Linked DNA regions of Homo sapiens: regions 1 and 2 are each linked to region 3. The links are chromatin contacts, found by Hi-C or POLR2A ChIA-PET in ENCODE. All regions are on one chromosome and are shown on one strand. Each heading gives the region's core, a stretch centred on a gene start or an enhancer-like site at or near the end of the contact. The rest is flanking DNA. Distances are from core to core; before and after follow the strand shown. Region 1 overlaps SLC37A1 (solute carrier family 37 member 1). Region 2 overlaps SLC37A1 (solute carrier family 37 member 1). Region 3 holds the start of LINC01668 (long intergenic non-protein coding RNA 1668).

Region 1 (4,203 bases), core at 836-3,335, 220 kb after region 3:
TGTCTTTTTAAGCTTAATCATCAACCGACCAGACTTCCCACAGCCAGCACAGCAGCCCTTTCTGAAACTCCTCCTGGGCACGTTTACTTACTGGAATTTTCAAGGCCCCTGTGAAGCTGATGGCGGCCGTGCCACTCCCACCGTCCCCGGGGAGAATGACGACGTGGTTCGGGTGGATGGAGCCCTTCCCATCTGAGAGCAGCAGGCACTGCATCTCTGGGTCCTGGAGGCAAATCCATTGGGAACAAAAAGGAAAGGTGTTACCAGCCGGGCAGTCTGGGTGAAGTGGGGCCAGGCTTCCTAATGACGAGGGTGCCTGGCGGCTCTCTCTTCCACTGCCTTGGAGACATCCTGGGTGACATTCCCACCTGGCCACTGTGTTAGAATGATTAGCATTCATGCATTTTCATGAACGGCTAGGTACACAGATCCTCTGATCCAGAAATTCTAGGAATCTATTGGCAAAAAATAATTTGAAAAGTAAAAAGATACTTATAAAGTAAAATGGATGTCACATCATCATTGAGAAAAAATAGAAAATTCAAATACATCCATACGAATGACATCTTGTAAAAAAAAGGTTGGGAGATTTTAATGACGGAAAATGCTTATGACACATTAAATAACACATCATTCAAAACTGCATGTCATTATAACCTCAAAGAATGTTTAAATATCTACGTATGTAACTAGGCAACTATAGGATCTATTTCTAGAAAGAAAGAAGCTAAAATCTAAGCCAACAATGGTTGTCAGCGAGTGGTGGAATTATGTGTAATTTTTATCGAAATGCTAATAAGAAATTCTTTACATGATCCTGCATTTTTTAGGAGTTCACAATGGCCATATATGACCAGAAATAACATTATTTTAAAATACACCAACATTATTTTAAAATACACCTATTCTGATATTTATGAATTCTGATTGTCTAGACGTTCCTAAAGGACAAAGTGTACATTCATTAAAGCAAAGAAGAGTGATTCCCCAACCTAGAGTGGGATTTCAAGTCAGAGCAAGGATAACATAAAAATAATCTTAGCCTGGGCCACACAGTAAGACCTAAAAAAAAATAGTGGAATGTGGTGGTATGCGCTTGTAGTCCTAGCTGCTCTGGAGGCTGAGGCAGGAGGATCACCTGAGCCCAGGAGGTGGAGGCTGCAGTGAGCTGTGATTGTGCGGCTGTCCTTCAGCCCGGGCAAGACCCTGTCTCAAAAAAGAATGAAAATAAAATAAAAATATTCTTCATGAGTGAGCTATGAGGTTCAAGGTCTTACAAAGAAATGCTTCTAGGTATCTCAGACCTTTCACAAAATCAAACAGGCTTTGTGGTACTTATCTCACTATAACCTGTTATAAGTTGGACTAAAAATGTAGTTTAATTAAAAAAAAAAAAGAAAATGGTAATGTATTCCACATTCCCCTGCCCCTTGATATTTAGAATATTTAGAATTCTCTTCCAGTGGAAAACAGACATTTGGAAACCGGGTGGCAGGTGGCACCGAGTGCAGCCCAGTGTGGGCACCCAGTGGGTGGCCTTGGGGGCAGCCCAGCGTCTACGTGCCCCAGGAAGCCCGGCTTCACAGCTAGGACTCTGGCATGGAGAGCGGGTCTCTGATGAAGATATTCACATGTGGCCACATAGTCAGGTGCTCTGGAATGAAGATGACAAGGCTGAGTGCAGATGCCTAACATGCTCCCGATGATAATCCCATCACGGCACGTGAAAGCAAAGAATGGCGACTTGAGTTTCTGAATAAACTTTTCTCTCATGAATTCTGCTAATCGTCCAGTTTAGAAAACTACATCAGTAATGCTCTACTGTGGCTAAGCACTGGAATCTCCTCGGGGGGCTTTGAGAAGCCTCGAATTCCCCCAGCCCCACGGAAGCAGTCCCTGGGGCAGCCCCAGGCGAGTTCCACTCATAGCAAGCTGAGGGCTACAGGACTTCACAGGCCGTTCCGCAGGAAACAGGCTCAGCAGTGGGTGAAATGCAGCCAGCTGGAGAAAAGTCAAGCGGAACGAGGCCGCTTAGCCAGGAGAAGCGCACCCTCTGACCCGCAGAGAAGTGACCGCAGGTCAACACAGAAGACCTACTTGGCCTCAGGTAGGACCCAGATGCCCAAAGGCCGCCCACGGCCCTTGCAGGATTTGTAAAGTGCTTCAGGGTCCACTTGCTGGGCTGGTTTAAAGCCACAGACACAGACCCTCTGCTCCTTATCTAAGCAGCAAGGAGCCCCCGAGACAGACAGAAGGCTCTGTTTCTGCTGAGAACGGGCCCTGTGCTCACAGCCACTCATCTTAAACAGGACTTGTAGCCACCATACCTGAGTTGTTTGCTCCTGGAGGAGATGGGAAAGAGTGTGGGGCCATGGCTGGTTTTCCAAAACAAACAGGGGGCTGCTGCTGCCTCCTCCTTACATAGCAAACAAGAAGCCACTGGGTGGACCAAGACAAGGCTGGAGGCCAAGAGGCACCTCTGCCTCTAAACAAGCAGTTTCCAGTCTGTGTCCCAAGAGCCCCAAATGGGATCTGTGGAGCCCCCGGTGGGTGTGGGGGCTTCTGTGGCCAGTGCACTCCACGCTTAGGGCTTACACTTTCAAAGAGAAAAGGGTTCCCTCTACTAAAATGCCCCCACACACAACAAAAATACACACAGACGCATGTGGGGGGACTGCGTAATAACGATCGCTTTATCTAAAAATGCTAAGCTCACCCCGCTACCCGATGCTGTCTGCAGCTTCCCTTTGGGAAAGGCCATCACAAGAGAGATTTGTGGAGTCCCCACTTGGCGTGCAAAGTGCACGGTGGAGTCACATTCAACCTCCAAATACCCACTCCGTGCTCACGCCGCGTTTGGTGGGCCCAACAGTTCTTGAGCCACAGCCAATCAGAAGGATCCTCAGAGACGTCAAGGAGGAAAAGTGACAAGTGACTACAGGGATGGCAAGTGCGACCGTCCCCAAGACAATCCTCTAAAACGCCCGCGGGGACCTGCGGGCTCGCCACGTGGCCAAGTGACAGCAGCGCCTCATTCTCTTTCCCACATTTGCTCCCCGCCCCCCAGCTTTCTTTACATGTCTCTTCAAGAGGCCACTGAGAAACTGCCTGCTACGTGACATAGTGTAGCAGCTCTGTCTGAAAAGGAGTGGAGGTCAGGGGCTGGGTGACACCCCACTGAGCCCAGCGGTCACTCTGGGAAAGGGGACATCCAGGGTGTCCAGCCAACCTCATGGGGACTCTCCCCGCCTACCCTGACCCAAGAGCAATGGCAGGCCCGCCGAAAGGGGATGCCACGTAAGCGAGGTCAGCATGCGCCCGGTTGTGGTCGTCACCCTCAGCCTGAAATAAGGCCTGCCAGTGCCTTTACTTACATAACTGGCTCCTTGATGGCAAGTCTGTAAACAGCCTTTCTTAGAGGGCCGGAAAAGGAAAGAGAGAAACTATACTTAGAAGCCAAGGCTAGTTCTATGGGTCAGTTACTACACCAGAAGAAAGGGCCTGTGGTCTTGATTCAGAAGAAGTGGCAGGCTTCAGTATCATCAGAGAGGGGTGACAGCCTTTTGGACACTGGGACATGATTTGTTTAAATGTGAATTCAGAAGTAAGTACAGATTTTAAAGCATTTTGGTTGAATTAGTCACTGCCTACTGTCTCCCTAAAATCCAAGAACCCAGATGCACGAGACATCATTCTTCCCTTTTCTAATATTTCAGCCACTACAAATAAATTTCTGCAGTCAATAAAAAAGTGAGATGCATGTTTAGTACATTAATCCTTTAAGCTATTTAATTTAAAAAGATAGGGAGAGCAGCCCCTTACACATGCTGGAGGGGTCTTTCTGACAGAGGAGAGGCCCTGTGTCTGCTGTAGAAGGTTAAACCTTATTTAGAGGCCGGGTGCGGTGGCTGAAGCCTGTAATTCCAGCACTTTGGGAGGCTAAGGCGGGTGGGTCACCTGAGGTCAGGAGTTCAAGACTAGCCTGGCCAACATGGTGAAACCCCATCTCTACTAAAAAAATACAAAATTCAGCCAGGTGTGGTGGTGGGTGCCTGTAATCCCAGCTAATAGGGAGGCTGAGGCAGGAGAATCACTTGAACCCAGGAGGCGGAGGTTGCAGTGAGCCGAGATCATGCCACTGCACTCCAGACTGGGCGACAGAGTAAGATCTTGTCTCAAAAAAAAAAAAAAAAAAAAACAACC
Region 2 (4,296 bases), core at 1,537-4,036, 200 kb after region 3:
GCTCCCTTTTCTTCTTCAAATATTTACCTTATGTGAAATGCAGATTTACTGGGTGCTAACTGAAGTCTCACAAGAATGTCACCATTCACCTCACCTCAATGTCTAAATACCAAACCTCTTGTAAGCCTCTTTAGAAAAACAGCCACAGATGTGTCTGTGGCTTGTGTTTTCCTGGACATGCCCTAACGCTGGCAGAATAAACCTCGGTTGATTGAGATATTTACCTCAATTGCTTCTTTCAGTTACCAGACCTGACCATTGTTAAGCGTGTCCCAGAGGATGTTGGGGACCAATTCCAAGGATCAAGAAATTCTCAACTGGCAAGGGCTCCCCTGCCTTCCACCCTCCCCCCACTGTCCTTCCCAGCAGTCCAGGGTGCTGCCCACCCCGACTGTCTCCGACGATGGCGCACGCCCCTGCCCTTGCCCTCCGTGGACTTTCTCAGCCGCCTGGGACGTGCCCTGCTGTGCCCCTGCATCCCACTTGCTGCCCAGGGCGATGCTTCATGGTGACCTGCGACTGGCTCAGCAATGATGGACTCTCCTGGGAGGGTGAGGCCCTGGGTGCCAGAAACACTGCCTGTGTTCAGCAGCTGGAGTTAAATTCCAGCTCCCAAGGGGTGTGGCGGGGAACATGCTGCACTTGGCCACCACTACGGGTGGCCCAGACCCCACATTATCCCCATGTCTGGAGCTCACAGGCCCCCTTGGAGGGGGCCAGCAACAAGAGCTGGCTTCAGAATGAGCAAGCAGCTCAGGACTGCGTTCTTCAGAGTCCCTTGGATCTGTTCTCAGGGGCAGGGCACGTTGGAACGCACGGGACAGGGAAGTGATGACAGTTAACCCAAACTCAGTGAAGGGCACCACTGGGTTCCAAATGAACCATCGCTCCTCCCGACTCAGGCCCCTGGGGTCTCTCAGCCAGGCTTTTGGTTCCCGCTTCCATCCTGGATGAGGTGTCATTCTGCGGGCCACAGGGCACATGGCCAGGGCAGTCACCCAGCACCTGCGCCCGAGGGTCGCGTGGGTTGAGTGCTCCACCGTGGCTGTGTGGAGATTCTGAGAAGTGCTCTCTTTGCATCTGTGGTTTGTAAGGGAAGTCCAGGGGACAATGGAGCCGGCACTGAGGGACTGGAACTTTGGCTCTTACGTGATTCTGACTCCACCACCTCCCCAGGAGGGGCCTAGGTTGTGCTCCCACCTCAGCCCCCCCCCCACCCTGGGAAGTGACCTGCCTACTGCCCGTGGTCTCTGGTGGGCCTGGCAGCTGCCCCTGCCTTGGCAGCCAGTGCTACAGCCTCTTCTACTGCCCTCCAGGGACCTGGGGTGTCCTGTGCAGAGACTGTGGGTCAATGCGGAGCCTTGGGAATGGAGGTGACCTGGCGCATCGGAGCCCTGTGGGGGACAGCCTGGGTGCCTTGTGGGCACAGCCTGCAAGGGACACAGTGCCCTCACACCTGCTTCTCACCTGGCCCAGCTGTGCTCTGCTGAGTCAAGACTGGAGTGGTCCTGTGGCCATTTAGCAGAGTGGTTTTTATGTCTGTTGAATTGAATAATAATAAATCAGGGCTCATTTTTTTTCAGCTCGTAGTTTATCAAGCAATTTCGTTTTCTTGGATTTTACAAGCTGGCGATGGGAGAGCTGGCTCTGCTCTGAGACGCACAGTATAGCAGCCACCAGGCCCTGTATTCGCGGCAGCTCTTGGACTCTGAGGTGCATTCACTGAGGTGAGCTTCCAGGAGTAGTTTTTCCTACCTACAGACAGGCTGGAGAGCTGGAGTCCCACCTTGAGCTCTTTTGTTGGCCCTGTCACCAGCTTGTGTTTCCATGATCCGGCATTTTTTTGTCAACATGAATAGGAGAGTCTTAGTGATGTGCACTAAGCGCACACGTGCGTGACAGGCAGAGCCACGCTTCCACAGGACGGCAAGCGCAGACGTGCGTGACAGGCAGAGCCACGCTTCCACAGGACGGCAAGCGCAGACGTGCGTGACAGGCAGAGCCACGCTTCCACAGGACGGCAAGTGTGTGTGTCTCAGAGCTGGCTGTTTGCAGATGGAAAATACCTCAGCTATGCTCAAATGAAGATGTATTTTTATATTGAAATCATGTACTTTTTTCCTTAAAAGTCATAATGAAATCTTCCATCCATGAATCAAGGTGAATTTCCGCTAAATTGCTTTAAAAAAATAGCTGTGTGTATACTCTTCATTTTAAAAAAAGGATCGACTCTCCATTTCCAAAAGTTCTCAGGGTTTAGCTCAGAGGGTTCAGAAATGGGAAGTTGCTCTTCCTTTGTGAGTTGTGGGAGATTTTCTTCTAGTACTTTAGTTCATTGAGTTGGGGAAATAGCGATCGCCACCTCAAAGCTGCTGTGCTGAATGCTGGCTGGTGGCTATGGGGTGAGGAAGGTCCGCTCCGGCCCACCAGCCCTGGGCCTCTGACTAGATGAGGCCTCAGAGGGGACAGTTCTGGAGAGGCAGGGGGCAGTGAATGCAAAGAATTTTGTTTATGGAAAAAGCCCTCTGTGCATCCTGTAATGATACTGTGCCATCTGCGTCATCCCTCGCTTGTTCACCCCATGGATACGAGTGCTGCACACCCAGAGGGAAGAGGTGCCCTGTGGTGAGCACGGGGCTGGTGCCCGTCCTCAGGGATGGCAGCCGGCAGGGGCTCAGGGCAGCCCAGGCCACTGTGACACCAGCGGGAGAGGGCTGGACTGGTGCCTGGAGCCAGGTCAGGGAGAGAGGGAAAGTGGGAGGCTCCCAGGAGCGGGAAGCATTGGGTGGAGGACCGGGAAAGGCCAGCACAAGCTGAGTGCGCTGCGTGTGTGGGAAACACACTCCATCCATTTGGTGTTTAGGGAAGTTCTTTTTTAGCAGAAATCTTTTAAATGTATAAATAACTTGCCATTAAAAAGAGAGTGAGCCAATCTAGTGGGGCAGCTGGCACACAGAAGCCGCCACAGCCAGGTCTGTTCCTCCTGTGGGCTTCTCCGCAGAGCTCAAGCAGGAGGCCCCTGAGAACTGCGGGACACACAGTGTGTTGTTTCTGACCTTTGCCCTGCTGCTGTGAGAGGTCCCCAAGTGAACTTCCACAGCACTCCATCCAGAGAAAGCCCGCACCATGCACATCTGGACGGTCAGCATTCTGAGGACGTTTGAAAGCCTGGACCCCACCATGTAGTTCCCAAGGTCAGCACCTTTCCCCACCACCACGGGGTGTGACACCTCCTCGTCAAGGACAAATCTTAGGATATTCTTTAAACTGCGTGATTTATAAAATACCCAGATGGCTGTTTACTTCAGCTTGGCCTTCTGTGCAAACAAGGGACCGAGAGGTAGGCCCCTTTTCTGCTGGAAATGGTCTTTTCCCAGTATGTGTCCAAACCCGAGAAACCTCAATGTGTCCAAGCCTGAGAAAACCCAAAACACACAACACGATTTGGAAGTTCCCTTTTTTAGCGTAATGGAAATGTAAGCAGAAATCATCAACATTCTCTGAGTGTTCTGAGATTTTTTAAACAAAAACATTTTATTTCAAAGGGCAGATAAGTATTTTGCTAGACACAACTGAAAAAAACAGCCAGAGAACAATTGGAGTTTGTCTTAATAAATAACAAAATGCCATTTATGTCTCTTAAACTTCATATGACACAATACACATCTTAAATAAATAACCCAGTCTGTTGCTATGTATTAAAAACAGTCCCAGGTGTGGTGTGTGTTGTGGAGCGAAGCCGGTTGCTGGGCTTGGACCCGCCAATCCCAGTGCCGGTGGGGAGACCGCTTCCCAAACCTCTGCTGTGCCCCTGTGCCTGAGCTGAACAGCAGTGCCATGGCCCCGGAGGGCAGCAGGAAGGCCAGGGGCTGGGATGACGGTGACTTTGGGGCGCTCTGTGGCTGGCAAGCCTGGGTGCCTCCAACCGGAGGTGCTTCCTGCCTCCTCACCCTTGGCTTCTCGACAATTAGTTTTTAGGTCAGTCCGAAACATCATGGGTGCTGGAAAAGCCTCTGGGGCGATGTGGTGGGTCTGAGCTCCGTCTTGGTTTCCAACCTGGTTGTCGGCCTTCTTGATGTTGTGTGGCGCTGGCTCTCTGCTTCTCTGCTGGCCGGCACTGTCTGGTGGGCTCTGGTGTCCTGTTTTTCCATGTGGCACATACAGGTTCTCTGAAGCCACAGCCAGCGCAGTACTCGCTCACTTTGATGTTCTGTGGCTGGAATGCCTGAGAGGGTCGGGGCTACCTGTGCACCCCCCCCACCCTCCCGGCCTTGTTGTCACGCGTGCATTTGGGTG
Region 3 (4,059 bases), core at 829-3,328:
AGAAAGGAGAGGCAGGGGAGGGAAGGGAGGCAGAGGAGGGAGGGGAGGGAGGGGAGTAAGAGGAGGGAGAGGAGGAAGGGGAGAGGGGAGGGAGGGGAGGGACGGGAAAGAGGGGAGGGAGGAGAGGCAGGGGAGGGAGGGGAGGCAGGCGAGGCAGGACTGACAACAGAGAACCTTGGCCCCTTTGGCCACCCATGCTCCTGCCATGGGAGCTGCCTGTGTGCAGGCGCTGACTGCCAGGCACGGCTTCTTGGAGCAAGAGAAGTCCCCTGAATATGTCCCTGGCTTTCTAGGGTTTCGCAGGAGTGGCCATGGCGGTATCTGGGCTCAAATCTGGCTGCCTCCGGCTCGCGGAAAACAGTGTCTGCTGTCTGGGGAGCCTGTTCCTGGTGAAGACAGGAGGATAATGGGATGCGCTGTTCCATTGCCAACAGTGTTTTTCTTCGAGAAGGGGAAAGGACATGGTACTGATTGAGAACTTCTGGGAACCTCGGGGCAGGTGAGCAGAGTGGGAGGAGCTTGCTGGCAGCAGCGCCTGTTTCCCACCCGGCTGGCCGCAGACCTGGCGCTCAGTGTGGCTCCCGCTCCCACGGGATGTATCGAAGGAGGCGGCTCAGAGGCAGAAGCTGCGTCGCCTTCGCAGCCGCGCGTGCATGAGATTCAGGGTCCGGCCCCCGCAGAATTACACCGGCGTGAACCCGGCTCATCGTGAGCTTCTGAGGCAACACTTGTGTTTAGTATTTTCCATGATATGATGTCTGCAAATACATTCCCATGAGAGGGAGCGTCGGACTGTCCCGTCCCCATGTCGAGCAGGAAGGAACCAGAATTAAGAGGAGGGTGTCCAAGGCGGCAGCTCACCTTGTTTTCCAGCTTCTCAGAAACGCTGAGAAAAAACGAACATCTCTTTGCAGCGGATGGAAGATTGTATAGTCTTGCTGTCCCAAATTCTTTGGCTAAACCACCAGATTTTAAATATCTGCTAGCAAAATATATTAGAAAAGTTAGGATTAACCGGAAAAAAACCAGTACTCTTATGTATTTTCACTTGTAACCAGGCAGCTTAACTTCAAAATGCATCTTAACTTTTTTTCCCCTTTCTCTTGGATTTTAAGATATAACCTTGAAGCGAACTGCAGAAGCCTTTTCCCTTAGCCTTAAAGTAGGCTTCACGTCCCCGCCTTTCTCACTGTCTATACCCGCTTCACAGTTCTCTAACTGTATGTGCGCATCTCATTATGCACGCATCTCATTATGCACCTTCTTAGACGTTCCAGGGGCTAATCTTGAGACAGACCAAGCCTGGAGATCAAGCTGCAAAGTGCCACAGATGACATCAAGGTGGCTAGTTCACCACCTGGCCACTGTTGAGGTGATGCCAGCCTGAGACCCAGGTGGATGGGGACCCAAGACAGCCACTCGAGACACACAGACATTGTACCCCACCCAATTCTCGTATTTCTTCCTTATCACGTTTTCCTTTCTTTCTTTTTGAGACAGAGTCTCGCTCTGTCGCTCAGGCTGGAGTGCAGTGGTGCAATCTCAGCTCACTGCAACCTCCGCCTCCCAGGCTCAAGAGATTCTCCCACCTCTGCCTCCCCAGTAGCTGGGATTACAGGCACCTGCCATCATGCCCAGCTAATTTTTTTTTTTTTTGGTAGGGACGGGGTTTCACCATGTTGACCAGGCTGGCCATGAACTCCTGACTTCAGGTGATCCACTCACCTTGGCCTCCCAAAGTGCTGGGATTACAGGCATGAGCCACCATGCCCGGCCAAGTTTTCCTTTCTTAAACCCCTGCCTTCCTCCCCAAAATTGAAGTGGTTGCCATGGATGGCTATCTGGCCACTTCCCCTTTACTAGTTTTGGTTAATAAAATCAATTTCTTTCTTTCCTTTTTTTTTTTCAGATGGAGTCTCACTCTGTTGCCCAGGCTGGAGTGCAAGAAAGAAAGGAGGAAGAAAAGAAAGAAAGAGATGACATTTCTGACTCTCTAGTTCTTATCTTCTTTTTTTCCTTAGAGAGAGCGAGAGAGAGAGAGAGAGATCATGCTATGCTGGCGCAGTCAACCCAAGCTCAAGCTGTCTCCAGCACTGCTTGTGAGCCGGGCCCACGTTGCTGCCCAGGGACTCGGTGGTGAGGGAGGTGTGATGTGTGAGTCTGCTGGGGCAGCCCTAGCGAGGCACACAGGTGTGTGTGTGTGTGAGCTTGGCGGGGGGCTTAAACGACAGACACTTACCTCTCAAAGTCTGAGACAAGTGTTGGCAGGGCTGGCTTCTGCTGAGTCCCCACTCCTCTGTGTGTCAGGGTCTGTCCTTCCCTGGCGCCCTTCATGTGCATCTGTGCCCCGACCTCCTCTTCTTGTAAGACTCAGTCAAAGTGGCTCAGGGCCCACCCCAGTCAGCTCATGTTATCTTAACCACCTTTTAAAGGCACTGTCTCCAAATACGGTACTGGGAGGCACCAGGTTGGGCTTGGACGTAAGTTTTGGGGAGAGAATTCAGCCCATAACAACGTGACTCACCCCCACAGGCCCTGGACCCTGCCTGAGGCCGTGTTTCTGCCAGGGCACCGGCCCCAGCTCCCAGGAATCTGGGGACCCCTGACCCTCACGTTCCCCTGCAGCAGGGCAGGGAGTCCCAGGGTGGGGGCTGGGAAGACCTGCCTGAGGACTCAGGGAGACTGGAACCCTAGCACCTTGCTGGGCCCCTTTTGGCTACCAACAGAGAACAGTCCCCTCCCAAATTCAGAGAGACGATGTTATCTGTCCCTTAGACAGACTACGGTGAAAGCCTTTGGACTGAGATTTTTATTTTATTTATTTATTTATTTATTTTTTATTTTTTTTTTATTGATCATTCTTGGGTGTTTCTCGCAGAGGGGGATTTGGCAGGGTCATAGGACAATAGTGGAGGGAAGGTCAGCAGATAAACAAGTGAACAAAGGTCTCTGGTTTTCCTAGGCAGAGGACCCTGCGGCCTTCCGCAGTGTTTGTGTCCCTGGGTACTTGAGATTAGGGAGTGGTGATGACTCTTAACGCGCATGCTGCCTTCAAGCATCTGTTTAACAAAGCACATCTTGCACCGCCCTTAATCCATTCAACCCTGAGTGGACACAGCACATGTTTCAGAGAACACAGGGTTGGGGGTAAGGTCACAGATCAACAGGATCCCAAGGCAGAAGAATTTTTCTTAGTACAGAACAAAATGAAAAGTCTCCCATGTCTACTTCTATCCACACAGACCCGGCAACCATCCGATTTCTCAATTTTTTCCCCACCCTTCCCGCCTTTCTATTCCACAAAACCGCCATTGTCATCATGGCCCATCCCCAATGAGCCGCTGGGCACACCTCCCAGACGGGGTCGTGGCCGGGCAGAGGGGCTCCTCACTTCCCAGTAGGGGCGGCCGGGCAGAAGCGCCCCTCACCTCCTGGATGGGGCGGCTGGCCGGGCGGGGGGCTGACCCCCCCACCTCCCTCCCAGACGGGGCGGCTGGCCGGGCGGGGGCTGACCCCCCCACCTCCCTCCCAGACGGGGCGGCTGGCCGGGCAGGGGGCTGACCCCCCCCACTGGACTGAGATTTTTAAACCTCCCTCATAGCCACAGTGGAGGAGCTGTGGACAGAGTACAGCCTTGTCCGGGCACTGCCCGTCGTCTCCTGGCTCAGGGGGATCTAGCCCCAGCCACTGCCACTAGAGTGGAATGAGGTTTCCTGTGGGATCGGACGAGGGGGTGACTGCTTTCCTGTTCCAGAGGCCACCTGGGAACCGACGGTGTCCACTGATGGACGTTTTCCTGGGCTGAAGTATTTCAGATGCCCAGTGTACTCCCAGCCCTCACAGCGGTCAGTTCTGCTTCACGGGTTTCCCACATGATTTGGCTAAGACGTCAGCCGGCAAAGACGCTTGGGTTGGCTTTAGACATTACGAATAAAAGGAAGCTGCGGGAGGCGGTCAAAGTCTGAGACATGACAGGTGACACAGGAGGGGACGGGAGGGGGGATTCGGCCGCGGGGACCCCATCCAGGATTCCAGTAGCAGACATTCCTCTTTCCTTCT

What was found. A loop is a pair of places that touch in the nucleus more often than their neighbours do. ChIA-PET counts read pairs that join two places held with the same protein, here RNA polymerase II (POLR2A). Pooled maps may share reads with other maps.
Region 1: a pooled map shows a loop between it and region 3 (3-fold over the local background). The contact joins the enhancer-like site here to the promoter of LINC01668 in region 3. A Hi-C loop is called at or near these places in 2 of 50 pooled maps. POLR2A ChIA-PET finds 5 or more read pairs at or near these places in 5 of 52 experiments (K562, OCI-LY7, activated CD4-positive, alpha-beta T cell and 2 more).
Region 2: a map of IMR-90 shows a loop between it and region 3 (2.8-fold over the local background). The contact joins the enhancer-like site here to the promoter of LINC01668 in region 3. A Hi-C loop is called at or near these places in 1 of 168 maps with a recorded cell type or tissue (IMR-90) and 6 of 50 pooled maps. POLR2A ChIA-PET finds 5 or more read pairs at or near these places in 3 of 52 experiments (A673, HEK293 and activated naive CD8-positive, alpha-beta T cell).

What each region holds. Positions count from the first base shown.
Region 1 is chr21:42,554,978-42,559,180 of GRCh38, reverse strand. It overlaps SLC37A1 (solute carrier family 37 member 1), which reads right to left. Exons shown (of 20, transcript NM_001320537.2): 11 at 92-223. Among named protein-coding and RNA genes, the nearest start is that of SLC37A1, 43 kb to the right of the region's middle. Within about 2 kb of position 2,085, at least 3 of the 41 ENCODE cell types and tissues checked have a DNase peak (open chromatin) inside an H3K27ac peak, as active enhancers do; they include OCI-LY7, where a contact is called at or near this core.
Region 2 is chr21:42,580,646-42,584,941 of GRCh38, reverse strand. SLC37A1 (solute carrier family 37 member 1) reads right to left here. Exons shown (of 20, transcript NM_001320537.2): 20 at 3,516-4,296. Among named protein-coding and RNA genes, the nearest start is that of LINC01671, 32 kb to the left of the region's middle. Within about 2 kb of position 2,786, at least 2 of the 41 ENCODE cell types and tissues checked have a DNase peak (open chromatin) inside an H3K27ac peak, as active enhancers do.
Region 3 is chr21:42,778,013-42,782,071 of GRCh38, reverse strand. LINC01668 (long intergenic non-protein coding RNA 1668) reads left to right here and starts at 2,078. Exons shown (of 3, transcript NR_135517.1): 1 at 2,078-2,190; 2 at 3,755-3,975. RefSeq lists enhancers at 410-1,133, 1,621-2,570, 3,522-4,059 and silencers at 3,613-3,662, 3,693-3,742, 3,763-3,822.